Regions from separate parts of the Homo sapiens genome. Here region 1 is linked to region 2. A link is a contact called in ENCODE Hi-C or POLR2A ChIA-PET data. All regions are on one chromosome and are shown on one strand. The core of a region is the stretch at or near the end of the contact, and the rest is flanking DNA. Distances in the headings are between cores, read along the strand shown. Region 1 overlaps ITGB5 (integrin subunit beta 5). Region 2 overlaps ITGB5 (integrin subunit beta 5).

Region 1 (2,700 bases), core at 14-2,513, 52 kb before region 2:
CCACAGCTGTCTGAGTGCTCACAGCCTCCATGCAGGCAGTGACCCAGCTCCAGGCATGTTCACATGCCATGCCCTGTCTGCATTTCCAGTGCCCACTGGACAAACCCCCAGCTTCCTCAGGCACCTCACACCCCACAGGCGCAACACCTCTTCCGGAGCCTCATCCCAGCACTGTCACTGTCACTGCCTTTGCGTCTTTTACTTCTCCCCGCCTCCTCTCTGCCAGTCTCAAAGCTTGTTACTAGCTGTATTAGTCTGCTCAGGCTGCCGTAACAAAATATCACAGACTGGGTGGTTTCAACAACTAACTTTCTCATAGTTTTGGAGGCTGTGGAAGTTGATCAAGTGTCAGCAAAAATGGTTTCCCCTAAGGCCTCTCCTGTTGGCTTGCAGGCAGCCACCTTCTCACTGTGTCTTCACACAGCTTTTCCTCTCTGCAGCCCTGGGGTCTCTACCTGGTCTTATAAAGACACCAGCTGCATTGAGTTAGGGTGCCACCCTATGACCTCATTTAATCGCAATTCATTCTTTAAAGGCTCCATCATCTCCAAATGCTATCACTTTGGGGCTTTAGGGCTTACAACAAATGCATTTTTGCAGGGACACAATCCATTCCATAACAGCTGAGTATACAAGGATGTCCTCAGAAGCAAGTAGGAACCATGGTATTGGATGTCCTCCAGGGAGAGGGAGGAGCTAAAGGGCATACTCCAGCAGAGAAGGACCTTCTGTCCTCCCTGCCCGTTTTTCCCCATCTGTTTGCTCTTACCTGAAATTCATCCCAAGAGTTTCATGATAATCACCTCAAGCTTTGATCCTAATTAAACAAATTTAAAAATCACATTTCTTCCCTGGAAGAGGTAGCGATTGGTTAGTTTAATAAAGTACTAGTCAATCAAGCTGAATGAGAATTCCCTGGTTTTTTTTTTTTCTTTTTTGTAGAGCCAGGGTCTCATTGTGTTGCCCAGGCTGGTCTCGAACTCCTGGGCTTTGGCAATCCTCCCACCTTGGTCTCCCAAAGTGTTGAGATTACAGGCGTGAGACACCATGCTCGGCCAAAGGCCCATTTTGATAAAAATATCTTAAAATTACAAAATGACCCATCTGGGGGTGGGTTGTGAAATGAAGCGTTTGGAATAGATTATCTTTGTGGTCACTTGCAGCTCGCTGGATAACCTTTAAAATTATACATTGGGTCGGAATCTCGGGAGTCAGATCTCCAAACAGCTCATGCCAAGAGCTTCCAGCAGGGGGCAGCAAGGCACCGTGAGCACTGGTTCCGTAACATCCCTCGGCGTCAGACGAAAACACCCTCACTTTCCACGTCAAGTGGAACTAGAACAAATCCTCCTTTGCTATCTGTGGCTCAAGAATGTTGTGCCCAGGCCAGGCGCGGTGGCTGACGTATGTAATCCTAACACTTTGGGAGGCCAAGGTGGGAGGATCGCTTGAGCTTGGGAGTTGTAGACCAACCAGCCTGGGCAACATAGTGAGACCTTGTCTCTGCAAAAAATAAAGTATTATCTGGGTGTGATGGTGCACACCTGTAGTCCCAGCTACTTAGGAGGCTGAGTTGGGAGGATCACGGGAGACCAGGAGATTGAGGCTGCAGAGAACTGAGATTGCACCTCTGCACTCCAGCCTGAGTGACCCAGTGAGATCCTCTCTTAAAAAAAAAAAAAAAGAATGTCGTGCCCTTAGAGAAAATGAGATTCTGAGCCAGTTAATGATTTGTCTCCAGGAAACCCAAAATTAAACATGAGAGAAACCCAAAGTTTCTTCCAAAATTACATTTATTTTTCTCAATTCAGAAAAGTCTCAACACCACAATTTATCTGTTTAATGTTTTCATTTACATTTGGCTTTATCCCAAAAAGGGTTTAACAGTGTCACCAAGTTACCAGGTCTCTGTTTCATCATATTTACACAAGATGAAGGAAACTCAATCTGTTCGTATTTGCCCCAGGTAATAGGTTCTATGTAGTGACAGGCATTTCACTATTTGACTTAGTGTTTGCCAAAATGAAGTAAGGGGAATTGGGTCCAGAGCTGAGGACAGATCCATTTGGAATGAAAGCATAATAACCTTGAAGTTATTCCAGTGACAAAAAATGATCAGTGAAAGATTTTCTAAGAGCAAGCAGGAATGAGGAGGCTGGCCCTCTGGCCAGCATGAGATGGGGTCTTAGGAACAGTTTGTCATTCAGTAACCTCCTAACAAACACTCGGGCAAGCCACTTCCCCTCTCTGAGAATCAGTTTCCTCTTCTGTACATAAGGGGAGAGGGTCAGTCAACCATCTTAGATATGGGAACTTAAGGGGACTTCATGGCCCTGCGGGAAAAAAGCTCAAATGTGTTTTTTTGCATTGGGCCTGCATGGGACGTAAGTGTTTCGGGAGTGAGGGGAGGCCTTGGAAGGGAACTGCTATTGCTAATGATGATTAAGAGATGACTTCGTGTGGGAACCACCACTCAACCCTTGCTTGTCTGTACAATCTATTTCCAGCCTCAGCCCCTCAGAACAAGGGGTGGTTTTTATGGTGTCTAGCCTGGAACTCTCTGTCAGTAAAAGCTGGAAGGGGCCAAAGGTATCTGCTCAGTGTTCCCCCTTGCACAGCCCTCACTGCCCCGAGCACCTCATGCTTACTTGACAAGCTGCAGTCTGGAGTATCAGACCAGCCTGTGTCCCATCCCTGAGG
Region 2 (2,700 bases), core at 32-2,531:
TTCTGATATAAAGTTTGTATTATTCCTGCTACCCACAGAGTCTCTGGAATCAGAAACTCTTAAGACATTTCAGGCAGCAGGAACCGTGGAGATGATGCAGCCCAAACCTCTCATGTATGGAAGCTGGAGGTCAGGGCAAGGAAAAGGTGGCCTGGGACCACTCTGCTGCACAGGACCGGGTGCAGGCTTTCTTGACCCACCCCAGGGCTCTTTCTAATCCCCACACCTGATATGCACTTCTTTCTTTGGAAATTGGCTCTCTGTCCACAGATAAGGTAAAAAACAAAAATAAAAAAATAAAAAGGAATTTGGCTCTGTGACTTTGGAAAGAGATCATCAGGTTGTATCGTGGTTGTAAGGGTCTCTGCCCCCAAAACTATGAGTGCTGGAGGGCAGGACTGTGTTTTGCTCACTATTTTATTTCCAAGGTGCAGCATGATCCCTGTCACACATTAGGCTGTTGGTATATATCTGTTGAATAAGTGAATGGATGGAGTCAAAGTGCAGTTCTTACACATGAAGACTTTTATGTGTGACTCCTAAAATTCCATTAACTCCTACCAGATTCGCCCCTCAAGGTGCACTCCTTAGTTCTCCAGTAGGAAACAAGATGATGTTGGGAATGTCAGAAGTGTAAAGGCTATTAAATACTCGGTCAGGTTAGGTCACATCTGCAATTGCTTTAAGTCGGGCCAGCTGTGGAGTGGGTGGGAGCAGACTTTATGGCAACAACAAAAAGAGAAACATGTGCTCTGCTAGAGAAAAATACACCACAGCTTCTGAAGTCACCCTCCACATGCAGCTCCAGTGCTTTCCAACTCATTCTGTTCGCTCCCACACTGAAAAGAGGCCTTTCTGGGTGCAACATGAGGCCAGCCCCCTCTGCACGTGTGGACCCAGGGCTCCACGGCTGAGCTCAGGAGGGGATTCTCTCACCAGCACTTATTACAGAGCAAAGCACCACATTGCCAAACTCCCTTGGGAAGACTTGGTGATTTCTCACAGTGAAGAATTTGGCACAGCAAGAAAAAATGTATAAATCCAACTTGATTTCACACTCGGAGAGATGTGTACACCAGACTTGATTCTACAAGACATGAAATTAAACATACCCTTTCCATTTTGCTCCCTCCTCAGCCTGGCCAAATACCACAGCCATTGCATCTGTTACATATGTTCCAACCCAAATCTGCTCAGAATGTCCCCACAGATGGTCTGCCAGCACTCTAGGGGAGGTAAAAGCCAACACCCACACTTAGTCATGTGTTGCATGACTCATGAAATCCAACACAAACCACTCGGACGGTGAGGTGACAAAAACACAAGCGGTCTGGAGAGAGCTGTGACTGGACTCTGGCCGGATGCGGAGCAGGTGAAAGGAGAGCAGAGCTGACGAAAACCTCTCCTGCTGCCCCGGCACACCCCACATGGACCAGGGGCCCGTGCTGGGGCTCAAAGTTGGGAAAAGTCCAAGTGCAAGGAGCTTGAAGCCCAGCCCAGCCTTTCCCGTTGGCCAGGACAGGAGCAAGTAAGATGAGTACTTGGAAGGAAAAACCCAAACTGTTTTTCCTACTCTACTCTCACACACCACTCAACACAACACTTCTGACACCAGATGTGAGGATTTTTCCCCCACACACCATGCAATTCTCTACTGGACACTGGTTGGTTATCTTCTAATTCAGCACAATTCTGACACTATCTACCTGGACATAGTGTCAGGTCCCACAGGTGAAGGGCTCAGCCCACAAGACTGCCCCCACCGCAGATGCCAATCACAAGTACTAGGTTGTCATCTATACTTCCAACTGATCGGCTATAAATTCAAATTCCCATGACCCCTCTCCTTCTTTCATCAATTTGCTAGAATGGCTCACAGAACTCAGGGACACAGTTTGTTTACACTTACCCACATATGAATAAGAGATAAAGGCTGCAGATGAACAGCTAGATGAAGAGAAACAGGGCAAGGTGTGTGAGGAGGGTGCAGAACTTCCCTGTCCTCTCTGGTGCCACTCTCCAGGAACCTGTCCCACAGCTTTCCCAAGGCCCTCCAAATCCAGGCCTTCTGGGTTTTCATGGAGGCATTGTTACATGGGCATGACTGGTCACATCTCTGGCTACTGGTGATCCACTCAACCTTCAGCCCCTCTCTACCTCCCCAGAGGTCATGGAGTGGGGCTGAAAGTTCCAACCCTCTAATCACATGGCTGGTTCCCCTGGCAACCAGCCACCATCCTGAGGCTGTCCAGGAGCACCCCCCAAGAGTCACCTCATTAGAACAAAAGATGTTCCTATTACCCAGGAAACTACAATGGTCTTGGAAACTCTGTGTCGGGAACCAGCGTTAAAGACCAAATATAATAACAAAAGATTCTCCTAGTGTCCTTATCTATAAAGGTTTTAGGGGCTTTATATTAGGAACTAGGGGCAGAGACCTATATATATATCTTATCGTACCACAGTATCACAGGTTCTAATCAACACAGGAAACCAACATACCCCTGACATGGCTTTGACCAACTGAACTTGCTTCAAATATCTTGCAGTTTTACATTTCTATATTTAATATATATATTTTAAATTTCACCTGAAGGGAGGGGTGGAAGAAGGGAATTATCAAGGGTCACTTTTTGGAGTAATGAACATGTTCAGTATCTCTATGGTGGCGACGGTTTCACAGGTGTATACCTGTGCCAA

The links. A loop is a pair of places that touch in the nucleus more often than their neighbours do. ChIA-PET counts read pairs that join two places held with the same protein, here RNA polymerase II (POLR2A). Pooled maps may share reads with other maps.
Region 1: a loop to region 2 is called in a pooled map, with 2.3 times the contacts of the local background. The contact joins two enhancer-like sites. A Hi-C loop is called at or near these places in 10 of 168 maps with a recorded cell type or tissue (IMR-90, Right ventricle myocardium inferior, aorta and 5 more) and 8 of 50 pooled maps. POLR2A ChIA-PET finds 5 or more read pairs at or near these places in 1 of 52 experiments (endothelial cell of umbilical vein).

The regions. Positions count from the first base shown.
Region 1 is chr3:124,760,173-124,762,872 of GRCh38, forward strand. It overlaps ITGB5 (integrin subunit beta 5), which reads right to left. Exons shown (of 15, transcript NM_002213.5): 15 at 1,776-2,700. Among named protein-coding and RNA genes, the nearest start is that of MIR544B, 29 kb to the left of the region's middle. RefSeq lists enhancers at 1-573, 1,110-1,404. Within about 2 kb of position 1,264, at least 4 of the 41 ENCODE cell types and tissues checked have a DNase peak (open chromatin) inside an H3K27ac peak, as active enhancers do.
Region 2 is chr3:124,811,695-124,814,394 of GRCh38, forward strand. All of the region lies in intron 8 of ITGB5 (integrin subunit beta 5), which reads right to left. Among named protein-coding and RNA genes, the nearest start is that of ITGB5, 74 kb to the right of the region's middle. RefSeq lists an enhancer at 764-1,368. Within about 2 kb of position 1,282, at least 20 of the 41 ENCODE cell types and tissues checked have a DNase peak (open chromatin) inside an H3K27ac peak, as active enhancers do.